4 separate regions of the Homo sapiens genome follow, and regions 1, 3 and 4 are each linked to region 2. Evidence: chromatin contacts called from ENCODE Hi-C or POLR2A ChIA-PET data. All regions are on one chromosome and are shown on one strand. The core of a region is the stretch at or near the end of the contact, and the rest is flanking DNA. Distances in the headings are between cores, read along the strand shown. Region 1 holds the start of DGKZ (diacylglycerol kinase zeta). Region 2 holds the start of CSTPP1 (centriolar satellite-associated tubulin polyglutamylase complex regulator 1). Region 3 holds the start of NUP160 (nucleoporin 160). Region 4 holds the start of CELF1 (CUGBP Elav-like family member 1).

Evidence for each region. Hi-C counts contacts between places; a loop is a spot of excess contacts on that map. ChIA-PET counts read pairs that join two places held with the same protein, here RNA polymerase II (POLR2A). Pooled maps may share reads with other maps.
Region 1: a loop to region 2 is called in a map of CD8-positive, alpha-beta T cell, with 6 times the contacts of the local background. The contact joins the promoter of DGKZ here to the promoter of CSTPP1 in region 2. A Hi-C loop is called at or near these places in 3 of 168 maps with a recorded cell type or tissue (CD8-positive, alpha-beta T cell and psoas muscle) and 9 of 50 pooled maps.
Region 3: a loop to region 2 is called in a map of B cell, with 13 times the contacts of the local background. The contact joins the promoter of NUP160 here to the promoter of CSTPP1 in region 2. A Hi-C loop is called at or near these places in 3 of 168 maps with a recorded cell type or tissue (B cell, CD8-positive, alpha-beta T cell and naive thymus-derived CD4-positive, alpha-beta T cell), 1 of 37 single-sample maps with no recorded cell type and 10 of 50 pooled maps. POLR2A ChIA-PET finds 5 or more read pairs at or near these places in 1 of 52 experiments (activated CD8-positive, alpha-beta memory T cell).
Region 4: a map of B cell shows a loop between it and region 2 (4-fold over the local background). The contact joins the promoter of CELF1 here to the promoter of CSTPP1 in region 2. A Hi-C loop is called at or near these places in 2 of 168 maps with a recorded cell type or tissue (B cell and CD8-positive, alpha-beta T cell), 1 of 37 single-sample maps with no recorded cell type and 8 of 50 pooled maps.

What each region holds. Positions count from the first base shown.
Region 1 is chr11:46,345,622-46,348,925 of GRCh38, reverse strand. DGKZ (diacylglycerol kinase zeta) reads right to left here and starts at 1,463. Exons shown (of 31, transcript NM_001199267.2): 1 at 1,106-1,463. The coding sequence starts at 1,266. RefSeq lists silencers at 155-314, 951-1,164, 1,127-1,176, 1,277-1,756 and enhancers at 1-637, 2,541-2,590, 2,661-2,730.
Region 2 is chr11:46,934,590-46,939,006 of GRCh38, reverse strand. CSTPP1 (centriolar satellite-associated tubulin polyglutamylase complex regulator 1) reads right to left here and starts at 2,246. Exons shown (of 9, transcript NM_024113.5): 1 at 2,156-2,246. The coding sequence starts at 2,201. RefSeq lists an enhancer at 2,179-2,388.
Region 3 is chr11:47,846,021-47,850,073 of GRCh38, reverse strand. NUP160 (nucleoporin 160) reads left to right here and starts at 1,724. Exons shown (of 36, transcript NM_015231.3): 1 at 1,724-1,855; 2 at 2,115-2,226. The coding sequence starts at 1,756. RefSeq lists an enhancer at 1,227-1,786.
Region 4 is chr11:47,551,791-47,556,120 of GRCh38, reverse strand. It overlaps CELF1 (CUGBP Elav-like family member 1), which reads left to right and starts at 2,989. Exons shown (of 15, transcript NM_001376376.1): 1 at 2,989-3,129. RefSeq lists silencers at 2,714-3,243, 3,314-3,403 and enhancers at 2,751-3,426, 4,102-4,330.

The DNA.
Region 1 (3,304 bases), core at 214-2,713, 590 kb after region 2:
TGAGAGGGAGGCCTTGGGCAGACTCCAAGTGGTCAGAGTTCAGTCTGAGGTGGCTCTGGGGTCCTTGGCTGATTGGCTACAAGCTCCTTGGCCACCAGGGAAGGGCAAGGCTCGGTCAGGAAGAAGCGCAGGGAGCCAGGTCAGGTACTCCTGGGGCCTCACGTCCCTTACCTTACACCACGGCTACCAGGGCAGGCAGCGGCTCACGACCAAGAGCAGCACACTTGCCATGAACTGCCTGCACTCAGTCTTTCCACACTCTCCCCCCGGTTCCCCGCTAGAGTCCTGGTCAAAGCTCTGTCACAGGCACAAGATGGTGACATTTGGAGTGCTGGGGGAGGGGGCAAGATGAAGCTTGAACAGCCAGCAGATTCCAGACTCCAGCCCACCCCATCCCTTTCCCAGCATGGGCTGGAAGAGGGTAGAGGGAGACATGCTGCCTGCCTAGCAGAGGGATGGGCTGGGGTCTCTCTGCTAATTAAGAGCAAGGTAGGGCAGATGATCAGGCACCCCCAACCCCAAGGAGAAGCTTAACATGTTAAACAATTAAACCAGTGACCAGAGCTTGGGGACAAGCCATGTGTGGTGACGGTATCAACGGGGCTACGTTCTGCAGATGCCACGCAGTGATGGTAGGCAACCTGGTCCCACGAAAGTCCAAAGGGCGGTGTGATCCCCACCTCAGTGGTGCCAGGAGGCTCAGAGAGGCCCTGTTCTATCAGTGCCAAGAAGGCGTGGGTGACCAGTCCTGGGGGCCCAACCTGCTTGTGCCGGGGGCTGGGGTGATTCCATCTTCCTGCTGGAGGGTTGGGAGCCGATCCTCCCACGGTACTACACATGAGGCGCACTAGACTGCCGGTGCCAGGGAATGACCCCCACCCGGTGACAGTGCCAAGCCGACCGATCCCGCCCGTGTCCCGGCCCTGGGGGATGACTCCCAGTGGGTGCCCACGCCAAGACGGCTCGTGCCGCCGGTGCCAGCCTCTCCCCGACTCAGTGTCAGTACCGAAGTGGCCCGGACCCCCAGTGGCCGAGGAATGTCCCCCGGTGAGGGAGCGGTAACCTGCCGGTGCCTCGGTGCCTGCCCCGCCGCCGCCCCGCTCACCTGTGCCCGAAGAGCCGCAGCCCCGGGAAGCGCCGCTTGTTGAGTCGCCGCGGCGCCTTGTCCGGCTCGGGACCGGCGTCGCGCTCGGAGCCGCTGGACGAGGCGGAAGCCGACTCGGAGTCGCTGCTCCGGGCCTCGGGGCTACCGTCCCGCGGCTCCATCCGGCCCTAGCCCCGGCCGGCGGAGGGCCCGCGGGAGACGCCCATGCCGGGCCGGCGGCCGGGGCTCAGCACGCCCGCTCCGCGCCGCCCGCCACCTCCATGGCGCGCGCTCGCTCCGCCCGCCCCGCGCCGCGCGCCCCCGCTCCCCACGCCCAGGTGCCCGGGAAGCCGCTGCCGCCGCCGCTCCAGGAAGTGCCGCCAGCCGCGGCCGCAGGACCCCGCATAGCTGGCCGGGCCGCTGCCTGCCCGCCGCCGAGCACGCCCCCTCGGCCGCACGGTGGCACCGGGCCCGCAGCGCCCTCTGCCGGACGCCCGCTGCGCTGCAGCCCGCTGGGGCGGTCCGAGGGGCGGGGCGACGAATGGGCGGGGCAGCAGAAAGCCCTGCCCCCAGCCCGGCCCGGCCCGCCTGGATGGGACTGAATCTCCCGGCCTGGCACACTCGCACTGCGCGCATCCAGACGCGCATCTTTCCTCCCCCGATCCCTCCGCTACCAAACAACTGCACGCTCACAAGTGTACACTCGCGAGGGCTGCTGTCACCACCTCCCCTCCGCTCTCGCACACCCTACTCATAGCCACTCACAATCTCCACCCATACCTCCTTGGCTCCCCCAAATCGCACCCAGGGGAACAAAAGTCACACAGTGCTCCCCATGCACGCAGAACAAACACATCCCTTACACAATTATGCCCACTCATTACTTAAACGAACACTTCCCACCCCAGCCTCTCGCACTCAGTGACCAAAGTCACTTAATGACTCGCACACACACCAACAAAGAACTCACAAGTTTCTCCTACAAAGTCATCCTTCCACAGCTATTCACAATGGTTTCCAACCTTCTCACCCAGGCCCAACACATCGCATTTTCCTGACATAGTATTCAACAGAACCTATAGATCTCATATGCTACGGGAATCACCTGCACAGCCCTTACACACTCACAAATACACAGAAGGACAACAGGTACCACACTCCCATTCACAAGCACACATGCCCACACAGAACACACACCTTTCTCCTACATACAAATACTCCCAGGACAATGGTTACCGGTTGCCACATCCCTCACACATATGTATGTGTGTGCATATGCACACACTCCCATCCAGAAATATACCTCACATGCACACACAAAGACACCCCACAATGCAGCCGAGGCCGTCCCCCTCCAGAAATGAGAGCAATTGGAACCCAAGCAGTCACCTGTAGGGGCACAGCCATCACACACACCGGGGCTGTTTCTGATGGCCCCCGCAGGGCTGACGAAGGGAGGCCAGGAGCTGGGAAGCATGGTCTTCCACCTCCCCAAACCCTACCACCCTGCTGCCCACACCAGCTGCCCACTACTTCTGTGTGCACGCCTCTCTGCCAAGCCACATCCTGTGTCACCTTCGCTTTCATCCTCCCCTCTTGGGTTCTGGCAGCCCGTTTTCCAGCCTTAGTCAGCCGCAAATAGCCAATGCTTAGGGCTGTGACCTGCGGACAAGCCTGTGATTTTGAGGAAGAACCAGCACCCCGAGGCCCAGAACCCTCTCCCAGTTTCCTGCAAGTTGGGAGAAGGTCTGATCAGGGAGGTGGGGCTCCAGCCCTCCAGCCAGCAGCTGGTGCCAGGGTGGCCAGGAGGAGGGCAGATCAATCCCCAAGTATGCCTGACAACTGGCCTCTGGGGTGCATGGGTCCTTTTGGGGAAGTTTCCCAATGGCTCTTACTCCAAGCTCTGAGAGAAGAGATCAGAGGCAACTGAAGACCCCACGGAGTCTCCACAAGGCCTTGCAGCTGGGTCAGAAATCTCCAGCATCCAGTGCCACACTCCTGGGGGGGCTCCTCTTCCCAGATCCCCCCACTGCTAGCTTGCTCAACTCCTGGCCTCTCTCGAGCTCAGTTCCTCCACACAGTCCAAACATCAGAGCTCCCTGCACCCTGCCAATAACTCCTTTGCCCTACTCTGTGCCTCTGCAGAGTGCTGGATGACAGATGGGTGACCCTACTTCTGTCACCCCCATCTCAGATAAAAGGCTCATAGAGGGACAGAGG
Region 2 (4,417 bases), core at 997-3,496:
CCTGGAGTTCAAGACCAACCTGGACAACATAGTGAGACTCTTTCTCTACAAAAAATTAAAAAATTAACCAGGGATGGTGGCATGTGCCTGTAGTCCCAGCTACTTGGAAGGCTGAGGTAGCAGGATCACTTGAGCCCGGAGGTTGAGGCTGCAGTGAGCCGTGATAGTGCCACTGCACTCCAGCCTGAGTGACAGTGCCAGACATTGTCTCAAAAAAAAAAAAAAAGAAGAAGAAAAAAAAAAAAGATGTGCATGGTACATCCATACAATGGAATATTATTCAGAAATAAAAAGAAATGAGTTATCATGCCACAGAAAGACATGGAGGAAACTTAAATGCTTACTGCTAAGTTAAAGAAGCCCATCTGAAAAATTTACACACTGTATGACTCCAACTACATGATATTCTGGAAAAGGCAAAACTTTAGAGACCATAAGATCAGTGGTTGGCAAGGGCTGCAGGGGGAGGGAGAAGGATCAATAGGTGGAGCACAGGGGATTTTTCAGGACAGTGAAACTATTCTGTATGATAATGGAATGGTGAATACATGACATGCATTTATCAAAACCCACAGAACTGAACAACACAAAGAACCCTAATGTAAACTATGGACTTTAGTTAATAATATGTATCTATAATAATATATCTATATAATAATAATAATATATAATATATTATTATATATTATAAATATATATGTTTATCCATTGTAACAAATGTACCACACTAATGCAAGATGTAAATAATAGCGGAAACTGTGAGTGAGGGAGACCCAAGGTATATGGGAACTCGCCGTACTATCTGCTCAATTTTCTGTAAACTTAAAACTTCTCGCCATGTGCAGTGGCTCACGCCTGTAATCCCAACACTTTGGGAGGCCGAGGTGGGCGGATCACCTGAGGTCAGGAGTTTGAGACCAGCCTGACCAACATGGTGAAACCCCGTCTCTACTAAAAATATAAAATTAACCTGGCGTGGTGGCGCATGCCTGTAATCTCAACTACTCGGGAGGCTGAGGCAGGAGAATCGCTTGAATCCGGGAGGCAGAGGTTGCAGTGTACTCCAGCCTGGGCAACAGGAGAGAAACTCTGTCTCAAAAAACAAAACAAAACAAAACAAAACGTCTTTAAAAAAATAAAAGTCTATGAATTATTTAAAATGTGTATTGTGGCCGGGCGCGGTGGCTCACGCCTGTAATCCAAGCACTTTTGGAGGCTGAGGCGGGCAGATCACGAGGTCAGGAGATCGAGACCATCCTGGTTAACACGGTGAAACCCCGTCTCTATTAAGTATACAAAAAAGTAGCCGGGCGAGGTGGCGGGCGCCTGTAGTCCCAGCTACCCGGGAGGCGGAGCTTGCAGTGAGCCAAGATCGCGCCACTGCACTCCAGCCCGGGCGACAGAGCTAGACTCCGTCTCAAAAATAAAATAAAATAAAATGTGTATTGTGTGCATATGTGTGTGTGTGTACATATCTATGCGTGTGTGTGCCTTTTTTCATTCATTAAATGCCTTATACACTAAAGATGCTCAACAAAGTACTACATATACAGTCTTAGCTCAAGAGCCAAGTCAATATCTCAAGTTCTGTTGGAGTGGGCAAATCCGGTTCTGATCCTAGCGCTACCATTTTCTAGCTGTGTGGCCTAACTTAACGCAAGTTACCTCTTCAGCCCCAGTTTCTCCACCTGCAAAACTGGAAGAAAACACGGTAATTCCTCCTAGGGCTGTTGAGAAATTCAAATGAAGAATGATGCATGAAAAATGCTTAGCACAGTGCCTAATGAAAAAGAAAAGCTCGAAATGTTCGCTGACTGATTTGGCACTTGAGGTTCCAAGGTTATTCTTACTCCACTACCAGCATATCAATAATACCCCAACAGGGCCCCAAATCCTCAACGCCAACCTGACCCATTTGAACACAATCCACATTGCCTGAGTTCCAGCCCCTACACTTCAAACATTCTTTACTTCCCAGGTGCTTTTTTCCTTCCTGCTCGGCCTTACAGGCTCAGGCCCTGGAACCCCCGCCTCTCCGCCCCTCCCCATACCACCCGGACCCGATCCCACTCAGACCCCGCCCCCGCCTCCTCCCAGACCCTGGCCTAATTCGTCTGCACGTCTTTCCCTCCCCAAAGTTAAAGGGGGTTCCTACCCAGATACTCGTAGTCCGGTAGGGCTAGGCGCTCCGGACTCAGCATCCTTTGACCGGGGTGGCTTCAAAGCTCCAGCTCTCCGGCTTCCGGAACCCAGGTTGCCGTCTCTCTCCGTTGCCATGGCACCCACGCGGCGGAAGGGGGACGGGAGCTGGAGGAGGTGTCACACAAACAGTCTCCGTGTCGCAAAGTGGAGCTGGCCACTCAAGTTCCGGGGGCAGTCGCTTCACGATGGTCCAGGTTTCTTTGGACTCCCATTCTTGAAGACTTGGTTTTAGAGGAATCTGAGATGAAGAATTCTTTTGAATCCGTTATGTTTCCCAGTGTCGAAGAATTACTGTCAGCCGCCCATATACGCAGTTTCTGAATTTCATAACTATCCCTGCTTTTATACACTGTTTATCCTAACTCAGTAATAGCCCCCGCCCTTTGGCCCCCATAAACACTTAGTATCCCATTAGCTATTTTTATCTCTTTGGTATTTACTATCTTAAATTGCTACAAAGTGCTTACGTATGCATATACCCTGGATGCTTCTAGAGGTCAGAGATGTGTCTTTTCTGCCTATGACGGCTGGACACACAAAAGGTACTCATTAAGTCCTCTGAACTAATTGCCATTTCTTCTCAATTCTCACTCAGTCGCCCAGGCTGGAGTGCAGTAGCGTGATCTCGGTTCATTGCAACCAGCGCCTCCCGGGTTCAAGCGATTCTCCTGCCTCAGCCTCCCAAGTAGCTGGGATTACAGGCGCCCGCCACTCCGCCTGGCTAATTTTTTGTGTTTTTAGTAGAGATGGGGTTTCACCATGTTGGCGAGGCTGGTCTGCAAACTCTTGACCTCAGGTGATCCGCCGACCTCAGGTGATCCGCCTGCCTCAGGCCTCCCAAAGTGCTGGGATTACAGGCGTGAGCCACCGCGCCCAGGCTCAATTCCTTTTTATCTTTGGTTCTTCTTTCTATTCCTAGCCCTTACTATTTGGTACCTTTCCCAGGTGTCTTTCCTTTTTCCTACCAAGACATTGCTCTTCTTGAGGGAGAGGGGCTGCAGAAACGAGGACACCAGTTAGATTTTTTTCCCTATATGCCCAATTGCTCACTTCTTCTTTAAGAGAATATTCACTGGTTTTCAAGTTCCTAAATATTTCTTTTCGCCCCTCTCCACTCCTGACAACAGGTCAGAGATCTGTAGCACTAGACACAGTTCAGACATAGCAGAAAAAGCCACTCTGTCCTCACTTTTTTAGTGCCCTCCCCCTCCAACAAGGTGAGGTTTGTGAAAAAGAGACAAAGAAAACAAAATCAAGCTATCAAAGGAATGACTGGGAAACCAGTAGACCACCTACACTGGGAGGAAAAGGAAAGAGGAGGTTCTTCTCTTTGTGTTCCGAGTGGCCTATTCTTAGCGTCCTCCAGTAAGGAGCCTCAAACCTCCTAATTCTTGCTTTCCCTTAAAATTGTATATGTGTCTCAATTCTAGGCTCCTGTGAGTCACTCTAAGTTTGGATGTGGTGAGGTTAAAAGGACAGAGCCAAAGTAGGAGCAGGGCTTAGTGTCTTGAGGCAAATTTACTAATTTGGTATTTGGTGTGAAGTCCAGCAAATCTGATTTTTTTTTAATTGCCTTCTTATCTGCTTCCCCCATCTAGCTTGAGGTTATGGGAGGTTCATATGTTCCATAACTGTGGCTTTTTACTATTTTATTAATAAGGTAATACCATAGTAATTATTAAGTGATAATTTTACTTTATTCCCAAGCAACTTGTAGCTATTTGCAAATAATCTTATTTGTCCTCATAAAAACTTTCTGCTGAGGTGGGCGGATCACGAGTTCAGGAGTTCGAGACCAGCCTGGCCAATATGGAGAAACCCCATCTCTACTAAAAATACAAAAATTAGCCAGGCGTGGTGGCGCACGCCTGTAATCCCAGCTACTCAGGAGGCTGAGGCAGAAGAATCACTTGAACCGGGGAGGCAGAAGTTGCAGTGAGCCAAGATCGCACCACTGCACTCCAGCCTGGGCGACACAGCGAGACTCCGTCTCAAAAAAAAAAAAAAAAAAAAAAAAAAAACCTTTCTAAGGCACTTTTCCATTTTCTAACTAGGGAAACTGAGGCACAAGTCACAACAGTGACTTGTCTAGTGACTTGTCTAGCATCATGCAGCCACATAGTGGTAGAGCTACAACTGGATCTCAGCTATCCCAACATCCAGGCCAGTGGTCTGACCACTAAACCACACAGTCTCTTTTTTTAGGGTTTGTTGA
Region 3 (4,053 bases), core at 475-2,974, 910 kb before region 2:
AGTATGGGTGTATAGTTTTCTGTTTTCTTTCTTTTCTTTTTTTGAGACGGAGTTTCGCTCTTGTTGCCCAGGCTGGAGTGCAACGGCGAGATCTTGGCTCACTGTAACCTCCACCTTCCGGGTTCAAGCGATTCTCCTGCCTCAGCTTCCCAAGTAGCCGGGATTACATGAGCGCACCATCATGCCCAGCTAATTTTTCTTTTTTTCTTTCTTCTTTTTTTTTTTTTTTTTGAGACAGTCTCGCTTTGTCACCCAGGCTGGAGTGCAGTGGCGCGATCTTGGCTCGCTGCAACCTCCACCTCCCAGGTTCAAGCGATTCTCCTGCCTCAGCCTCCCGAGTAGCTGGGATTACAGGCGTGCACCACCATGCCCGGCTAATTTTTTGTATCTTTAATAGAGACAGGGTTTCACCATGTTGGCCAGGTTGGTCTGAAACTCCTTACCTCGTGATCCACCCACCTCTGCCTCCCAGAGCGCTGGGATTACAGGCGTGAGCCACCGCGCCCGGCTAATTTTTCTATTTTTGGTAGAGACCGGGTTTCACCATGTTGGCCAGGCTGGTCTCGGACTCCTGACCTCAAGTGATCCTCACGCCTTGGCCTCCCAAAATGCTGGGAGCCACGCCCGACCCGGGTGTATAGTTTTCTCCAGTCATGTTCAGCTACAGATTTGAATGTAGTCGAAGTTGTAGTTTTTACCGATGAAGAGTTAGGCAATGAAGTAATTTAATGGTATTCAGGATAAGAAAGAAACACCAAAGAAGTGTGGGACAGTGAAGATTTTGTAGAACAATGGATTCCAGGTAGAATGAGGGGACTGCACTGCCAAAGTTGGTGTCCCAGAGGGAGTGAAGTGGAAAGATAGAAAATGATGGTCGGAACCAGATAAATGAAACGGAGAATGACAGGGAATGGTTGTGGTCACTGGTAATAGAAGTGCTTTAACTTCTATTGGCTATCACTAAGGAACAAAACCTTCCCCGCTGGAGATTAGCATTTTCCTCGATTTTGAACATCTACTCCCACAATATCTTCTAAACACCCACTATGGGCCCTTACTGCATTGACAGCCAAGTGCAAGATCACGGGTGGAAGGAATGGCAAATTCCTTTCACGTATCCAAGTGAGTAGCACTCAGGTAACCTCAGCAAGTGGCAGCACCAAGGTTTACCACATTACGTTTCATTATACAGGAATACACGAATACAGTCTCTTGGGGAGGGGAAAGACCAAAACCAAAGGCCTTTCCCTCACTACCCCTTCCTCACCCCGCCATCCCAAGTGTCGCCACTGAAGAGCGAAGGGAGGATCGCCAAAGATTTACAGACGGACACCCTAACCGAGGGAGAGGTGACCATAAACCCGGGATCCGGCAGAGGACGCCGAAAGGCCGGGACTCCCCGGACCTCGCCCCTCCTGGTCGACTGAGCCCCGCGTTTTAGAAACAGAAACAAACCCGGCCCCGCCCCCTGCCCTGCGGCCGCTGAGAAAAGAGCACCGCCCTCCGGAGGCGTTCCAGCCGGCCACTGGAAGGTTCCCGCAGATAGAGTCTGCCTCCCCTGCCCCCTTCTCTTCTGGATTCCTCGCTGCCCACCCTCATTCTCCCGGTGGAAGCCTCGCAACGAAGGGCCGGAGCCGCCTTTCTGCTCCCGGAATGCTTCACCTGTCCGCAGCTCCGCCCGCCCCACCCCCGGAAGTGACGGCGACCGCGCGGCCCTGCCTTTGTTCCGTTGGGCGTCGCGGCGACGGCGGGAAGATGGCGGCGGCGGGAGCCCTGGAACGGAGCTTCGTGGAGCTAAGCGGAGCTGAGCGCGAAAGGCCGAGGCACTTTCGGGAATTCACAGTCTGCAGCATTGGTACGGAAATGGCCAGGGAGGGTGCGATCCCATCTGTCCCCTCGGGCTCCTCTCATGGGTCCCAGGGTCCCTGACGCCCTGTTTCATCCTCCTGAGTCCACATGCCTCTAGCCCCGGGATCAGAGATTCCTTGATGTCCGACGTTTTCCTCTTTTCTTTGTATGGGTTGTCAGTCTGTCACTCTCTGCTTTGTCAGCTCCCTTAGTCCCTGTCATTTCTCAGAAGACGCGTGTGCAGGCTGACCACGTTCATTTTGCAGGGACTGCAAATGCCGTGGCTGGCGCCGTAAAATACAGTGAAAGCGCGGGAGGCTTTTACTACGTGGAGAGTGGCAAGTTGTTCTCCGTAACCAGAAACAGGTTCATTCATTGGTAAGTGTTGTGGTTCGCCAAACTCCCCTGGAAGGTAGGGTTTGGTGTATAAATTTTCGTCGCTGTACCCAAAGTGCTATTCTAGAAGCGGTAATTGACACTTAGGGAAAGAGAAAGATTGTTTTTTCAGTTCGTATCAGAATCGGGAAAACTGAGACACAGAGTTCTAGAAGAGATACCTCTCCCCCTCCCCCCCCCCACCCCCACACACACATACACCAAGCAACACCAGAAGCAGAGGAAATGTAGCTTAGGGGAATAAAGCCCATAAGACCAATTTTAAACATGAACCCGTTATGTTTTTATAGTGCTTTACAGCTTCCTTCATTGTACAAATACGTTCGAGCTTCAATATGTCAGGCATTGTGCTAGGTACCAGGACGAAATGAACAAAACTGCAATTTTCATCATGCAAGACGTTGTAGCAATGTCAGAATAGATGTAGACCCACTTTTCATGGGGAAATTTTTTGGAGGAAAACTTGCCCTAGAGGAAAAATATACGGGTTATGAGAGGCTAATAAGAGGACCAAATATAATTAGTGGGGCAGGGAAAGGCTTTAAGGAATTCACAGTTACCCTGAGATCTAAAGGACACGAGGTTAGCCAGGCATGGGGAGTGGACAGAGAGGAGTCCAGCAAGTAGGATCACCATATGCAAAGGTCATGAAGTGGAAAGAATGTGGCGGGTTTGGAACTGACCAAAGATCTGTGTGGCTTAAGTGCAGTGGGTAAAACAGAAAGTGATGTGAGATACTGAGGCTGGAGAGGTAGGCAGGACTCGGACCATGAGGGACCCTTAGGCCATTTTTAAGGATTTTTGGATTTTATCCTAAGTACATTGAGTAATAATTGAAAGATTTTTAAAGAGTTACTAACATCAAAATTGCATTTTTGGATGGGAACAGTTAACACTAGGGATTCCAAAAGGAGGGAGGGAGGGGAGCAAAGGTTGGAAAACCTATCGGATACTGTGTTCACAACTTGGGCGGCAGGATCATCAGAAGCCCAAACCTCATGTATATAGGAATATACACACAATATACTCATGTAACAAACCTGCACATGTACCCCTGAATCTAAATTTTTTTAAATGTATTTTTAGAAGATCTCAGTCTACTTTGTGGAAAGTGGATTTGGATTAGATGGGTATAATACAAAAAAAATTTTGCTTTTATCATGGCCCAAGTAAGGGTTGCTGGTGGCTCAATTGTGGGAATGACTAGAAATAGAAAAGTAGATGGATTCAAGATACCTTTGGAAGATAGATTCACTAGGGCTTGGTGGTGGATTGAATATGGGGTAAGGGATGGTAAAAGAAGAGAGAACAAGGACAGCTCCCTGGTGTCTCATGTGACTAACCAGATGTGAGTGGGGAGGGGTTGCCATTTACAGAGATACCCGGAAGATGGATTTTGGATAGATATGAATAATTCTATTGGACATAGTAAATTTGAAGTACCTGGGGAGCAGCCCTTTGGAAATGTCAAGTAGGCATTGAAGTTTACAGGTCTAAGGCTCAAAAGAGTGACTTTATGTTAGAGATACAAATTTCATTTAATTAAATATTTTGGCTGGGCACAGTGGCTCACACCTGTAATCCCAGCACTTTGGGGGGCTGAGGTGGGAGGATCTCTTGAGGCCGGGAGTTCAAGACCCCATTTCTACAAAAAAAATTTTTTTTTCTTTCTGCTTTTTTTTTTTTTTCTTTTTGAGAGACAGTCTGGCTCCATTGTCCAGGCTGGAGTGCATTGGTGCAATTATGGCTTACTGCAGTCTCCGCCTCCTGGGTTCAAGTGACCCTCCCACCTCAGCCTCCCAAGTAGCT
Region 4 (4,330 bases), core at 1,740-4,239, 620 kb before region 2:
AAGGTATGTAAAAGTTTAGATTCCTCTAGGCAGATTATCTGAACTTTACTCCCATCACCACTTGGAGAAGGCTATTTCTCTGCACTCTTACTAACACTGGCTTTTTTTTTTTTTTTTTTTTGAGACAGAGTCTTGCTGTGTCGCCCAGGCTGGAGTGCAGTGGTTCGATCTCGACTCACTGCAACCACCGTCTCCCAAGTTCAAGCTATTCTGCCATCTCAGCCTCCCGAGTAGCTGGGATTACAGGCACCCGCCATCATGCCTGGCTAACGTTTGTATTTTTTAGTAGAAACAGGGTTTCACCAGGTTGGTCTTGAACTCCTGACCTCAGGTGATCCATCTGCCTCGGCCTCCCAAAGTGCTAGGATTACAGGCATGAGCTACCGCGCCTGGCCGACATTGGCTATTTTTTAAAAAAAATAAATCTTAATCTATTTGTAAGGCAAAACATGAAACAGGAAGCTTTACATACTCTTAAATCTCACACTAGGCTTTTTTTGTATTTGGACTGTTTAGCATTTTGTCTATGTTGCTGAAACCCTTTGAAGTTACAAGATCTATTTGTGTTCTTCATGTAATTGTTCTTCCCCCCAACCTTGGGCTAACAGTCTGTGGCCTTCCTTGGTAACTAAATGCAAGAGTGATATTAATACCTTACAAGTTCCTCCCTTGCAAATGGGAGCCCTAAGTCAAGGCACAGATAGAATAGGAAAAAGCTTCTGGTTGCTCTTCAAGAAGTTTATCGAGTTAGATACAGTGAAAAGCAATGGAGATATTAGGAGAATAACAAGATGGGCATGGAAGAGTTTCTGTTTGCTCTTCAAGAAATATCTATTGAGTCAGATATTGTGAAAAGCACTGGAGATATAATAAGACGGGCATGGTGCCTTTCCTTATTTAGCTCATGGGCAGGTTCCAAGAAGCTTCTAAAGGCGCAACATTTTGTTTTCCATATCTGGCACCTAGATATACCTATTCAGTAAGTCAACAATATTTATTGAGCATGTACTATGGATTAGGCATTATCAAGGCCCTGAGGATAGAGCAGTGAAATAAAACAGACAAAACCTCTATCCTCATGAAGTTTACCTTTGGTTTACCTTCTGGGCTACTGTCAATAAAACAAGTAAAATATATAAATACAAAATATACTGTGAGGCCGGGTGCAGTGGCTCACGCCTGTAATCCCAGCACTTTGAGAGGCAGAGGCGGGCAGAACACTTGCAGTCAGGAGTTTGAGACCAGCCTGACCAACAGGGGTTGAAACCCCGTCTCCACTAAAAATACAAAAATTAGTCAGGCATCGTGGCACGCGCCTGTAATCCCAGCTACTCGGGAGGCTGAGGCAGGAGAATTGCTTGAACCTGGGAGGTGGAGGTTGCAGTGAGCCGAGATCGCGCCACTGCACTCCAGCCTGGGTGACAAGAGCTAGACTCCGTCTCAAAAAAAAAAAAAAACTGTGTTAGATAATGATAAATGTTTTGGATAAAAATGAAAGTGGGATTGAAAGCATGGGTGTGTGTGTGTGTGCACATGCCATGCATGCAAGCAGTGTAAAATAGAGTGCTTAGGGAAGACTGGACTGAGAAGGTGACACTTAAGTCAAAGTCTGAAGGAGGTGAGGAAGTGAGCCATGTGGATATCCACATGATTCTATGGAGCACAAAAGGAGACAGACTCTCTGCTTGAAACATTTCTACAACCTATAGCAGCAAATATATGGTAATATTTGTGACAACATTCTGTAAGCTATAATGGTCTATAAATATAGGATGTTTTCAGTCAACTACACATAAAACTATTAACAAGAACAAGATCATATATCAGCATTATGAATGTATATAAAACTACCCAGTACAATTAGGGAATATGATCATGTACAATTTAAGGACTATATGGTACCAGAAAAACTCTGGTTAGTTTTTTTCCCCCCCAAAGGCGAAAGAGGAAAACCCTTGAGGCTTCTGCTTGGAAGCCCACTTGTTGTTTGTGGTAAGGTAGGATATAATCAGTATTTGTGGGTATAAAAATTATATTCTCTGGGAAGCCAGATGATGTTAGAGAGAAACCATCCCATGAGTTATTTGCATGTTGATGGGGCCAAAAGCTTCCAGAACAAAGTTTTCTTTCTTAATCTGCATTTAACTGCCTCACAAGGTCTGGAACCTAGGAATAAATGTTGGCTTAAACAACAACAACAACAACAACAAATTGTACTGCTTGCGTTCCATCTAGACCCAGGGATTCCAGAGTAACTCAGGAGGAAGTCTTTAGAGACCTAACCTGAGTTAAGAAAAAAAAATATATATATATATTTTTTTTTCGGTAAAAGCAGGTTATGGCTGGGCAATCGGTCTCTTAATAGAATCTTTGTGAACTTCCTTATGTCGCAGCGATCGTTGCCAGGTTGTGCGTTCACACTGATTATCTTGCTAAAAAGCACTCCCTGCACTTGGAACACACATATTCACATCCCAGCAAAGAAGGAAGGCCTGGATGCTGTTGCTTGTCTGCTGGGGCAAAAAGGGGCGTGCCATGTGCCCAACGCTGGCCAAGCACCAGTCACTCACTCATCCATTTATTCAACAAATATCTTATTATGCTCCTATTCAGTGCCCAGTAGGGGTGCCTCCTTGCCCACCAGGGTCATCTAGAGCTCCTGTGGGTGCGATGGGCGGAGTCGAGAACTTCAGATTCCCAGGCCTGGCTCTTCCCTCCAGTAGGGATCGGAGACAAAGAGATGCGCCCCTGCAGCTCCCTAGGTTGAGGGCTCCGCCCGCGGCCCCAGGGGCTTAGGTGCGGCTGCTCCTCCACTTCCCAGCCCGAGGGGGCGCTGCAGCGCCCGGCGCTCGGCCCGCCCCTACGCCGCGCTCCGCTCGCATCGGCGCTGCGGGCGGCGCCGCGGTGATACGTTCCCCCTCGCCGCGCTCCCCCTCCTCCTCTGCCCTCCCCGCCGGTGGTAGGTGCCGGAAGTGCCGCCATTTTGGGGTGTTCTGCTCTGGCGGCAGCGGCAGCGGCGGCGGGACGCGGAGGCTCCCCCGGGATTCGGCCTCAGCAGCGAGGCGGCGGCGGCGGCTGCGGAGGCGCAGGCAGCAACTGAGGCAGCGGCAGGCTCAGGTGCAGCCGCTGGTGAGTGCTGCGGCCGCAGGATAACGGGCCGCGGGAGGGAGGGAGGGGAAAAAAGGCAAGAGGGAGGCGCCGCGGGGCGGGTCCGGTTAGGGAGGCCGCGGGTCACAGGGCCCTCCGGGCGCGGCCTTTTCTCGTTCCCTGCGTCCTGGGGTAGGGCTGCGATCTCCTCCTGCATGTCGGGGTCCCCGGCTCCCCGGGTCCTGTCGCGTTTGCCCAGCGCGTGCCCCCGCGCCCAGGGAGACCCGCCCTCCTCGTGGCTTTGCTTCCTCTCCCCGCGCCCTTTACCTTCACTCTCTAGGCTCAGAGGCCTCGTGCCCTGCCCAGGGCCAGCTCCGTTTTCCTCGTCTTTCTGGCTGCCGTGCTGGACCCAGGCTACCTGCCCGGGACACCCCATCTCTGCCCCTGTCGTCTCACGTGTTCTTAGTGTCCACTCCTGTGGGTGCCGAAGGGTCCGCGCCCCTAGAAGGCAGCGCTTTTCCCGAGCCTCGAGAGCCCCTCGTTCCTCGCCCCAGATCCGCTACGGCCTTGGCTCGCCCTCCCCCCACATCAGGTGCTCACCCAGTCGTGGCCTAGTAGCTGGGCAGGAATCTCGCACCCGGGAGCGGGAGGAGCACATTAAAGCGCTTTCTTCGCTAGGGACCAGGCTTTGATTTTAAAGCCAGTGGTGTCGTGGTTGTGGTCCTCCGGGTAGGATGTTGTTGTAATTCTTGGAGACCATTACACATGCACCAAGGAGCTTCTCATTGGTTTAGGCTCATACCCATAGTTGAGGGGAATGTGGTAAGATTTTGACTGGAATCTGTTTCCGCAAAATGGAATCTCTTTCTCGCCAGGAGAGAGCTGTAGGTTTATTACCTTCGAGTAAAAAGGCTGTATAACAGTTTTAAAGAGCATGAAATGCTTTATAATGTGTGCAGTGTAAGAGGTTACAAATAATGAATCTTTTACAAGAACTTCATCTTTTTTTTTTTTTTTTTTAAGACGGAGTTTCGCTCTTGTTGCTTAGGCTGGAGTGCAGTGGCGCTATCTCGGCTCACTGCAACCTCCCCAGGTTCAAGCAATTCTCCTGCCTCAGCCTCCCAAGTAGCTGGGATTACAGGCATGTGCCACCAGGCCTGGCTAATTTTCGTATTTTTAGTATAGACGGGGTTTCACCATGTTGATCAGGCTGGATGGTCTCGAACTCCTGACCTCGGGTGAT